Regions from separate parts of the Mus musculus genome. Here region 2 is linked to region 1. A link is a loop called in an ENCODE intact Hi-C map of the cell type or tissue named here. Cell type or tissue: heart. All regions are shown on one strand. Each heading gives the region's core, and the rest is flanking DNA. Links, peaks and the distances in the headings are about the cores only.

Region 1 (4,375 bases), core at 181-4,180:
CACTATTTTGTTCCAAAGAGCAACCTCCTTCAGTCAGCTAACCCAAGCGAGCTGGATGCGGTGGCCCAGAAAGTGGCCTTTTTCCTAAAGAACCCGCAGGTTGAGCTGCCCTGAGCTGGCCCAAGGAACCCTTGTTTCATTCCTTCCTGCTTGACTTTGTTCTCGGGGTGGTTCCTCTGTCAGCTGCCAGGATCCTGTGCTAGAGACAGCCTGCCAATGACAGAGAGAATGAACCAGGCCGTCAGCTAGCTCACCAGAGACAAAACTGCTCCTGCCCCAGGTCATACAAGCATTTCATCTTCCCTACCTCTCCTGGGGACGGCTCTCATCCAGTTTCCCCAGTGACTGATTCTCCATGCTCAGGAGATGGGCTCAGTGCAGGCCAGGCATTAGTCTGCAGATGGTGAATTCTCCAGCTGGCTAGACCAGAACCCATACCATGACAGACAGCCCACCAGTGGCTGGTGTCCTTTTTAACTCTCTGCACCCCAGCTCCAAGCAGAGGCCAGTGGGTCCCGTTCCTCTCTCAAGTGTGGGGAGTCATCATAAGTCTCAGGGAAAGTTCCAGAGAAGGACGCAGCTGGAACTCTACCTGTCGCCTGACTCGTCACAACCCCCTCTGCCACGGTCAAGCCTATAACTTGCTTCCATTTCAGGAGCGAGCTCTGTGCTGTGGCCTGGCATGTCCTTCACATCTGGATGTGAGCTCCATCATTTCACTCCCTCGCTGACACATAAACACTCACTAGGCACTGAGAATACAGGGACGCACAAGACAGACTCACTGGAGAAGACAGAAAGCAGACAGTAAATTGGTAAATTCTGTCACCACACACAGAAGGACGATCCTGAGGGAACGTGTGGACAGCTAAGAGAGACCAGAATGGTCACCTCAGGCAGGCTGGGAGGGATGGGTGGGCAGCTCTGGCTGTGAGAAGCTGGGGTGGAGTCGGTACTATTGTGTCCTGGGATCAAAGGTGCAACATTTACCTCCAACAAGAAGAAAGACTTTGTGGTCTGAAGCACATTTCAGATGATGGCTCTGGTGGTCATGTTAGGAGGGATCCTGAGGTCCCTGCTCTTCACCATGCAGAGACTTCGGAGCCCCACAGCATCGCACATCTGTACAGTCTGGGGATTGTGCTCTAAGAGCGAATGGCTTCCTTTGGCATGTTTTTAGTGCTTCTCAACTCCAGGGAATCCTTTATGAATTTTGAACATTCTTCCCAAATTTGCTTAACAAAGTAATATCCTTAAAAGCACAAACACTGCTTTGGAGGCTCTGAAGAAACCCCACGTGCGGAGGAACGAGCCCGAGGCCCCTGACGTTCTGAGCATGCGCCCTGCCAATGAGCTGCATTGGCTTTTTATTTAGAGGCTGGATCTCACTAAGTTACCCAGGATGGCTCTATTTTTTTATTAGTTTTTTATTAGAATATATTAATTATACATAATGATTGGTTTCATGTGATATTTTCATGCATGTATAAAATTTTGTGTATGAGTGTGTGCGCATGTGTGTGAACCAATGACTTGTATACGGGTTTCATCCAGGAACATGGATAAGGGACTAGTTACAGAGAATGGGCACCTTCTAGTGGCTACACCACTGAAGAAAGTGCCATTAATGGCTTATAAAGCATCAGGGAGAGATGGGGCCTTGTTAGCATTCTCCACCTGTGACAGAATGGTGACAGTCCAATTGTGTTTGAGTGAGCACGGCCTCTGAGCGTTCAATAGTGTCATCACTACGTTATAGCTGGAGACCGCAGTCCACAACCCTTCACCCTATCCATCAGCCATTCTTCCCCCCCATTCCATGACATTTCCAAGGCAAAAGCCTAAGACGGCTTTGAACTCACTCTGTAACTCAGGCAAGCTTTGAATTAACTTGCAATCCTCCTGCCTCTGCTTCCCAAGTCGCTGGAATGATAGTCCTGTACCACCACTTCTGATTCCGATTTGGTGAAAATCAATATTATTTTTATTCAAAAGTGCTGCAACAAAATAGTAGAAACCCCAGATTATCAGTCAGTAAATCAAAGTTTTAAACGGTTGAAAATGTGTCTTATGTAACCAGATGACTTTCCCCCCCTTGGAAGCACGAAAAAAGCAAATGCGATGTTAAAGCACCAAGACTTGCCTTCTAGTCATGGAGCTGAAAGATTACAATATGCAAAAGGGAGGCTGGACGTGCTGTTACTTAAAAACTGTGTGAAGTTTAGAGAGGAAGACCCACAGGCCTGTGAGACCAAGTGTTTTCCATTAGAGCTGTGCACTGTGGAAGTTGTAGGATGTTCTGTGGATTCCTGGCTGTTCCTACATCTGGCCAGCAGAGGCCAGCAGGCACTCACAAATGAAAAGAGCCAGGCCCTATGGGGCCTTCATTTTCAGGACTGTTAGTCTAAAAGGCAAACCAACCCAGCTTCCTGCAAACTGGTGGGTTTCCCCTGATGCTAAATTGCTGACCTTTTCTAGCGCCTCAGCTAAAGCTCCAATCTTTGCTCAATGCTGAGCTGTGAAAGGAGAGCCTGCCGAGCAGCCCCACCTGGACACCGCAGATGGCCAGCTTCAGCGCCAGTGTTTTTGAGGCTGGATTGCACAGTGCAGTGCAACAATGTCTGATCACAGCGCTCCTTAGCTTTGGTCAGTTTCTGTCGTCACTTTTACAATAATAAAGACCTGTTTGTGTGTCTCTGTGTGTGCATGCCACGTGCGTGCAGGTGCCTGAGGATTCCAGAAAGAGGGCACTGGATTCCCAGCACGGAGCCACAGGCAGTTACACACCACTCCACATGGGTGCTGGGAACTGAACTCCAAAGGACCTTTTCCATCTCCTGCCCACATCCAATAACGGGGCTATGCTTGCTCAGGGAATGGTAGGCCTTCAGATGAGCCTGACTGTGTGCCTCTCACCTGCAATGCTGGGTGAGCTCATGGCCTTCTCCAGTTGCTTGGCATCTCTGGGTCTCCAACTTCCCCGTCTCCCCAAACAGCTGCTGGAGCATAAGTCATATCCTCCCCAGTTCACTGCCTGAAACCCTAATCCCCCCATAGCCCACAAAGAAGCTGTTAAAGAGAGGAGGAAGTTAAAGTGCTGTTGCCTTAATCCAGTCTGGGTGGTGTCCTCAAAAAGGGACTAGGGTTCACAGAAGGGACACTAGAGATGAGCCAACGGGAGAGACGAGCCACTGGATGCCAGAGGACAGCAAGGACTCATTACAGAGACCACAGAATTTAGCCCTGCCCATACCTTGACCTTGAACTTGTGACTTCCAGACCCTCAAGAAAATAAATGTCTTTAAAAAAAATTCTCCCTAGAACATTGAAATCAATAAAGGGGACAAATAGATATGGAAACCTAGTCCTTGGTACAGGGTGATTTCTGTGGAAATATTTGTCATATCAGTGTCTTCTCCTCCCTCATGGTCTGCCACGCCTCATAGCCACACCATCCCAAACACACTCTTCATAACAATTAAAAAAAAAAAAAGCCATGGATGGTGAACGATGTAGCTCAGGGATAGAGCACATGTAAGCTGCTTTGAAGTTTTAACTTATTTTTCATATTAAATTCTGGAGTGTTTGATTTTAAAAAAAAAAAAAAGAATATAGGTAGGTCTATAAGAGAAAACAGTATAAGTGATCTAAACTGCCACTATAGAAAAGGTGTTTGCTGCGGAGACCCCCGTGGTTTCCACCAGAATGGGCAATTAACAGGACTTAAGAAAATGGTGTTAGTCAGAAACAACAGACCTATGGTGGATAGTAGACCCCATGGGTTTTGAAGTTTTAAAAATGCTATTCCTGACAAACACAGTGAGTTGTGCGGTGGTTTAAATACATATGCCCACCTTGGGCTTATATGTTTGAATACTTGATCCCCAGTTGGTAGGACTGTTTGAGAAAGATTAAGAGATGTGGCTTAGCAGGAGGAAGGGTGTCTGTCACTGGGGAGAGCTTTGAGGTTCCAGAAGCCCACCCGTTCCCAGTTAGGTCTTTCTCTGCCTCCTACTTGCAGTTAAGGATGTGAGCTCTCAGCTACTGCTCCAGCGCCATGCCTGCCTGCCTGCTGCCATGCTCCCTACCATGATAGCAGGTGCTGGGCTCTAGTCATGAGCCCCAAAGTAAACAGCCCCAAAGTATAAGTTGCTTTTGGTCATGGTCCTTTGTCACAGCCATTAAAAAGTAGCCAAGGAAGGTTGCTTGGTTAGGTTCACATTCTTAACCACAGAGAAGATCTGAGAGACCCCAATCTCTCCACGTTCTAGGTGGACAACTTTTAAGTCAGCATTTCCTCATTGTTCGATGTACATGCCAAGAAGATATGTAAATATAAATTTGAAGTTCAATAAATGTCAGGTCACCTGGTCAC
Region 2 (4,375 bases), core at 109-4,108, 490 kb after region 1:
TTGAGGTTTCTCCTCTTCCCCTCCTCCTCCCTTGCCTCCTTTTCTTTGGCACAGGGTCTCCCTGTGTAGGCCAGGCTGTCCTTGAGTTCACGGCTCTTCTGCCCTAGTGTCTGGGATGCTGGGATCACACATGTGCAGTACCACCTGATGCAGGTACAAATGGCAGTTTCTCCAGCTTTCTACCTGTGTGGTTCCCAAAGGAAACAGTAGGTCCCAGCACCTTCTGTGAAGAAACAGCTAACGGTTTGGAAGGAGCCTCTTATCAGAGAGGGTGTCACGTTTATTGAGTGTTGAGAGATTTTGGCCAGGTGAGTACAGAGTTGCATCATCTTCGAGGGAGCATGGCAAGCCGAGCTGACCCACGCCAGACCCAAGAAAAGATTCTGAGTGCAGAAGAGAGATGGACAGGGGTTCTCAAAAATTCAGAGCAGCCACTTCATAAATCCTAGGGCATATGGATGGATTGTTTAAAGGGGGCTTTATATAAAAGGACGCCGTGATCAGTAGGAGCCAGTGAGAATTCCTAATACTAGAGTAAATTAACTTCTTTTTTTTTGTTTGTTTTTGAGAAGATGATCATACTTCAGGGATTCTGACAGTGTTCTTGCTTCAAAGAAGGGCACAGGCCTGCTCTCTCCATCTCTGGCTATTTAGTAGCCAGAAGAGGGGTGTTTCTATTCACCCCTCACCCAGGCTTAGCCAAGGAATTGCCTTGGCTAACGGAGCATGCGTGGAGGTCGCCTGTTTCACCTGGTAACCAATGGCTTTAAGAGGTACCACGAGAGGCCAAGTCCTGGATGCGATATCCTCTTCAACCTGGATGCTGGGATGAGAAAATATGTGGAACAGAGTCATTGATGCCAATATATATCAGGGGCAGAAATAAACTGGTTTCATAACGAGTGGCTGGCATTTGGGTGGCTATTGCCACCAATAGGGAGTCCAGCTCTTGGACATCCCTGAGAAATCTAATGACACTGGTCCTGGCTTCCAGCCTCACTCACACCTGCCTGTTTGCCCTTCTCACTACACTACCTTCTCACTACACTACAGATCTCCCTGTGGCCTTCTCTAGCCCCTGGGATGCAAATCGCCTCTCATAGCGTGCATGGTTTGGGAAGAAGGGCTATCTCAGTCCTTTCCCAGCTTTCATGACTCAGCATGGTTTGGGAAGAAGGGCTATCTCAGTCCTTTCCCAGCTTTCATGACTCAGTGCTGGAAGCCTAGGTTCACTCCTGGCTCAGCTCAGGATTTTTGCCCATCCTGAGAGGCCTCCTTCTCATCCTCAGCTGGCTACTGTTCCGCAGGTAGGGATGTGATAGAAATGAGCCTTTTGAGTTCTGCTGTTGGCAGCATATATTCAGAGTATAGACACTGACAAGTGTGGGCTTCTAAGTGTGTTCAGCAAAACAAGAACCCTGGGAATCTACTGATGCCCTCAGGCAGGTAGATACAACCCCGCTGCTAGCATCTCAGCCATTCTGACTAGGTAATGTCAGCCCCAATCATCTAAAACCAGTCCAACTGTCCACAACCCTGCCACCCCTCAGTGCTTATGTTACAGAGTGAGACCTGGTGTTTGGAGAACCAAACTGCATTGGTTTCAGTTGGACCTTACCATTCCAGGCATACTCAAGGACCAGTGTATTGCCACAGCTCATCAGAACTGCAACATCTCTCTGCATGGTGAGAGAAGGTAGGACACAGGGCTCCGTCAGTCTAAAGATTTGATGCTTCAGGTTCCTGTCTTCTGGGGCTCACCGTGTAGAAAACCAGACCCAGACAACACCCAGGCCTTACCTGATGCAGAAAGGAAGAAAATGGTAAAAGGTGCAGGCTCCGCATGGCTGGCATTAGCCCGTGTGGCATGAGCTGTCTTGCAGCAGTTTGGCTTGGGATCAGAACCACCCGCAGGCATGTTGATGTACCTGCCTCACCTGGCCTCTAATCTCACCTCCAAGCCAGGTCAGTTTACAAGCTGCTGTCAGAAGGAGCCCTGTAAAGTGCACACATGTTCTGAGTTGGCTGGCTTGGACCACTCTTGTTCAGTTCCCACTGCTTTCAGGATGGCGTTCGGGTAACAAGCAAGTCTGTTCATGACCCAGGCCCCACAGGTCTTTCTGCCCTCTCTGCCACTCCCTCCTGCCCTGAGTTCACACTGTGGATGACTGCCTGGGTTCTTCCCACCCACCAGGCTGCAGCATGTCACCTGCCCTTCCTTCTGCCAGGAAGACCTACCTCTTCTGGGTTCTTCTGCCAAGTGTTGTCTCTTTTGGCTAGCTTCCACTGGCTCCTTAGGTGAATTTTTATGCCCAGCCCTGAGCTTCAGAGGAACTGGGTTTTCTGGGTTACACAGAAGTTCTAACAATACTCTGGCTGTTACTGTCCTAAATCTCATCTGTCCAGAACCTGGAAGGCCAGGGCAGCTCCTGCCTCTGTGTTGTCTATGGTATCAAATAGCAGTCAGTTCCAGGGCTAGAGAGACAGCTCAGTGGTTAAGAGAACTTAGTACTTTGGAGATGCAAATTCTGTTCCCAGAACCCACGTGGGACAGTTTACCACTGCCCATACCTCCAGCTCCAGGGGATCTGGCACCCTCTTCTGGCCCCTGTCAGTACTACACCCAGGTACAAGCACACATGCAGATGTCCACGTATACACATAGTTGCAGACATCCACATATACACATAATTAAAACACGAAACCTTTTTAAAAAGACGTGTTCATTCTGTTCTATGTGTATGAGTGTTTCGCCATATGCATGTATGTACATCACATACGTTCCTGGGGCTGGTGGCTGCCAGAAGAGGGTGTTAAATTCCTAAGAACTGTTGTTCTAGATGGCTGTCACCATGTGGGCACTGGGATCTGAACCTGAGTCCCCTGCCAGAGCACCAACTGCTCTTAGCCACTGAGACATCTCTCTATCCCTCAAAATAATATCTTATAAGTCAATAATGGTTAGGAGCTGGAGAGCTGGCTCAGTGGCCAAGAGCACTGGCTGCTATCCGAAAGGACCTGGATTAAATTCCCAGCACCCACAAGGGTACTCACAACTGTCTGTAACTCCAGTTGCAGGGGATCTGACACCCTCCTCTGGCCTCTGAGGACACTAGACTCACACGTGGTGCACAGACACACATACCAAATCCCGCACAGCTTAGTCCTGGCACCCTGCCTGGTAGAGAAGGAACGATAAAAGACAAACTCTAAAGAAATGGCAGACATCCTTCTTAGAATTGGGAACAAAACACCCATGGAAGGAGTTACAGAGACAAAGTTTGGAGCTGAGACGAAAGGATGGACCATCTAGAGACTGCCACACCCGGGGATCCATCCCATAATCAGCCTCCAAACGCTGACACCATTGCATATGCCAGCAAGATTTTGCTGAAAGGACCCAGATATATCTGTCTCTTGTGAGACTATGCTAGTGCCTGGCAAACACAGAAGTGGATGCTCACAGTCAGCTATTGGATGGATCACAGGGCCCCCAATGGAGGAGCTAGAGAAAGTACTTAAGGAGCTGAAAGGGCCTGCAGTCCTATAGGCGGAACAACAATATGAACTAACCAGTACCCCTGGAGATCGTGTCTCTGGCTGCATATGTAGCAGAAGATGGCCTAGTCGGCCATCATTGGGAAGAGAGGCCCCTTGGTCTTGCAAATTTTATATGCCCCAGTATAGGGGAATGCCAGGGCCAAGAAGTAGGAGTGGGTGGGTAGGGGGGTGGGGAGGGGAGGGGAGGGCATTTGGATAGCATTTGAAATGTAAATGAAGAAAATACCTAATAAACAAAAAATAAAAAATAAAAATCTTCTTTTAAAAAGGATATAGACAGGTATGAAATTGTCTAAAAAGGAATAAAATATATTTTAAAATATTAAAAAAGAAGAAGAAGAAGAAGAAGAAGAAGAAGAAGAAGAAGAAGAAGAAGAAGAAGAAGAAGAAGAAGAAGAAGAAGAAATGGCAGACATGCATACAGAAAAACTGAGGTCAGGTAGGCTGTGCACACTCTGATAGAGTGAGTCTACGAGCTACTATAACAACCCAGAACCTCACTACATTTATTATCTAGAGCACGGGAGAGGGGTTAGTTACGGTTGGTAGGGGGTGTCTATAGGCAAGCAGTCTCAAGGCTGTAAACACAAGGGAGGAGGAAGCTGAAGTTGCCAGGTTTTGTACACACGAGTCACATATTTGGGTAAAGGAAGGCTTTGCCTTTCCAAACCTGCCCTGGAGGAAAGACATCCCCAGTTTCTCTTAGGTCGATTCCATGTCCTTGACATGGCCAACCCAGGTCACTCGGTACCCACTCCTTCGGGACTTCAGTCTCTCGGGACTTCACCCATTCCCTATATATAATAGATGCAGG

What was found. Peaks named below come from ENCODE experiments on the same cell type or tissue, not always from the same donor. Only the 100,000 strongest peaks of a DNase experiment are listed, where the experiment ranks them.
Region 2: it touches region 1 in a loop (3-fold over the local background); 25 of 42 quality-filtered maps call a loop at or near these places.

The regions. Positions count from the first base shown.
Region 1 is chr3:101,810,758-101,815,132 of GRCm38, reverse strand. It overlaps Mab21l3 (mab-21-like 3), which reads left to right. Exons shown (of 7, transcript NM_172295.4): 7 at 1-2,057. The coding sequence ends at 114. Among named protein-coding and RNA genes, the nearest start is that of Gm33381, 15 kb to the left of the region's middle. In heart, for the core only: a CTCF peak has its summit at 2,332 (motif pointing right); a DNase peak (open chromatin) is centred at 2,342; H3K27ac peaks cover 614 bases.
Region 2 is chr3:101,316,538-101,320,912 of GRCm38, reverse strand. No RefSeq gene overlaps it. Among named protein-coding and RNA genes, the nearest start is that of Gm32803, 22 kb to the right of the region's middle. In heart, for the core only: a CTCF peak has its summit at 2,606 (motif pointing left); no DNase peak of the experiment used is centred there.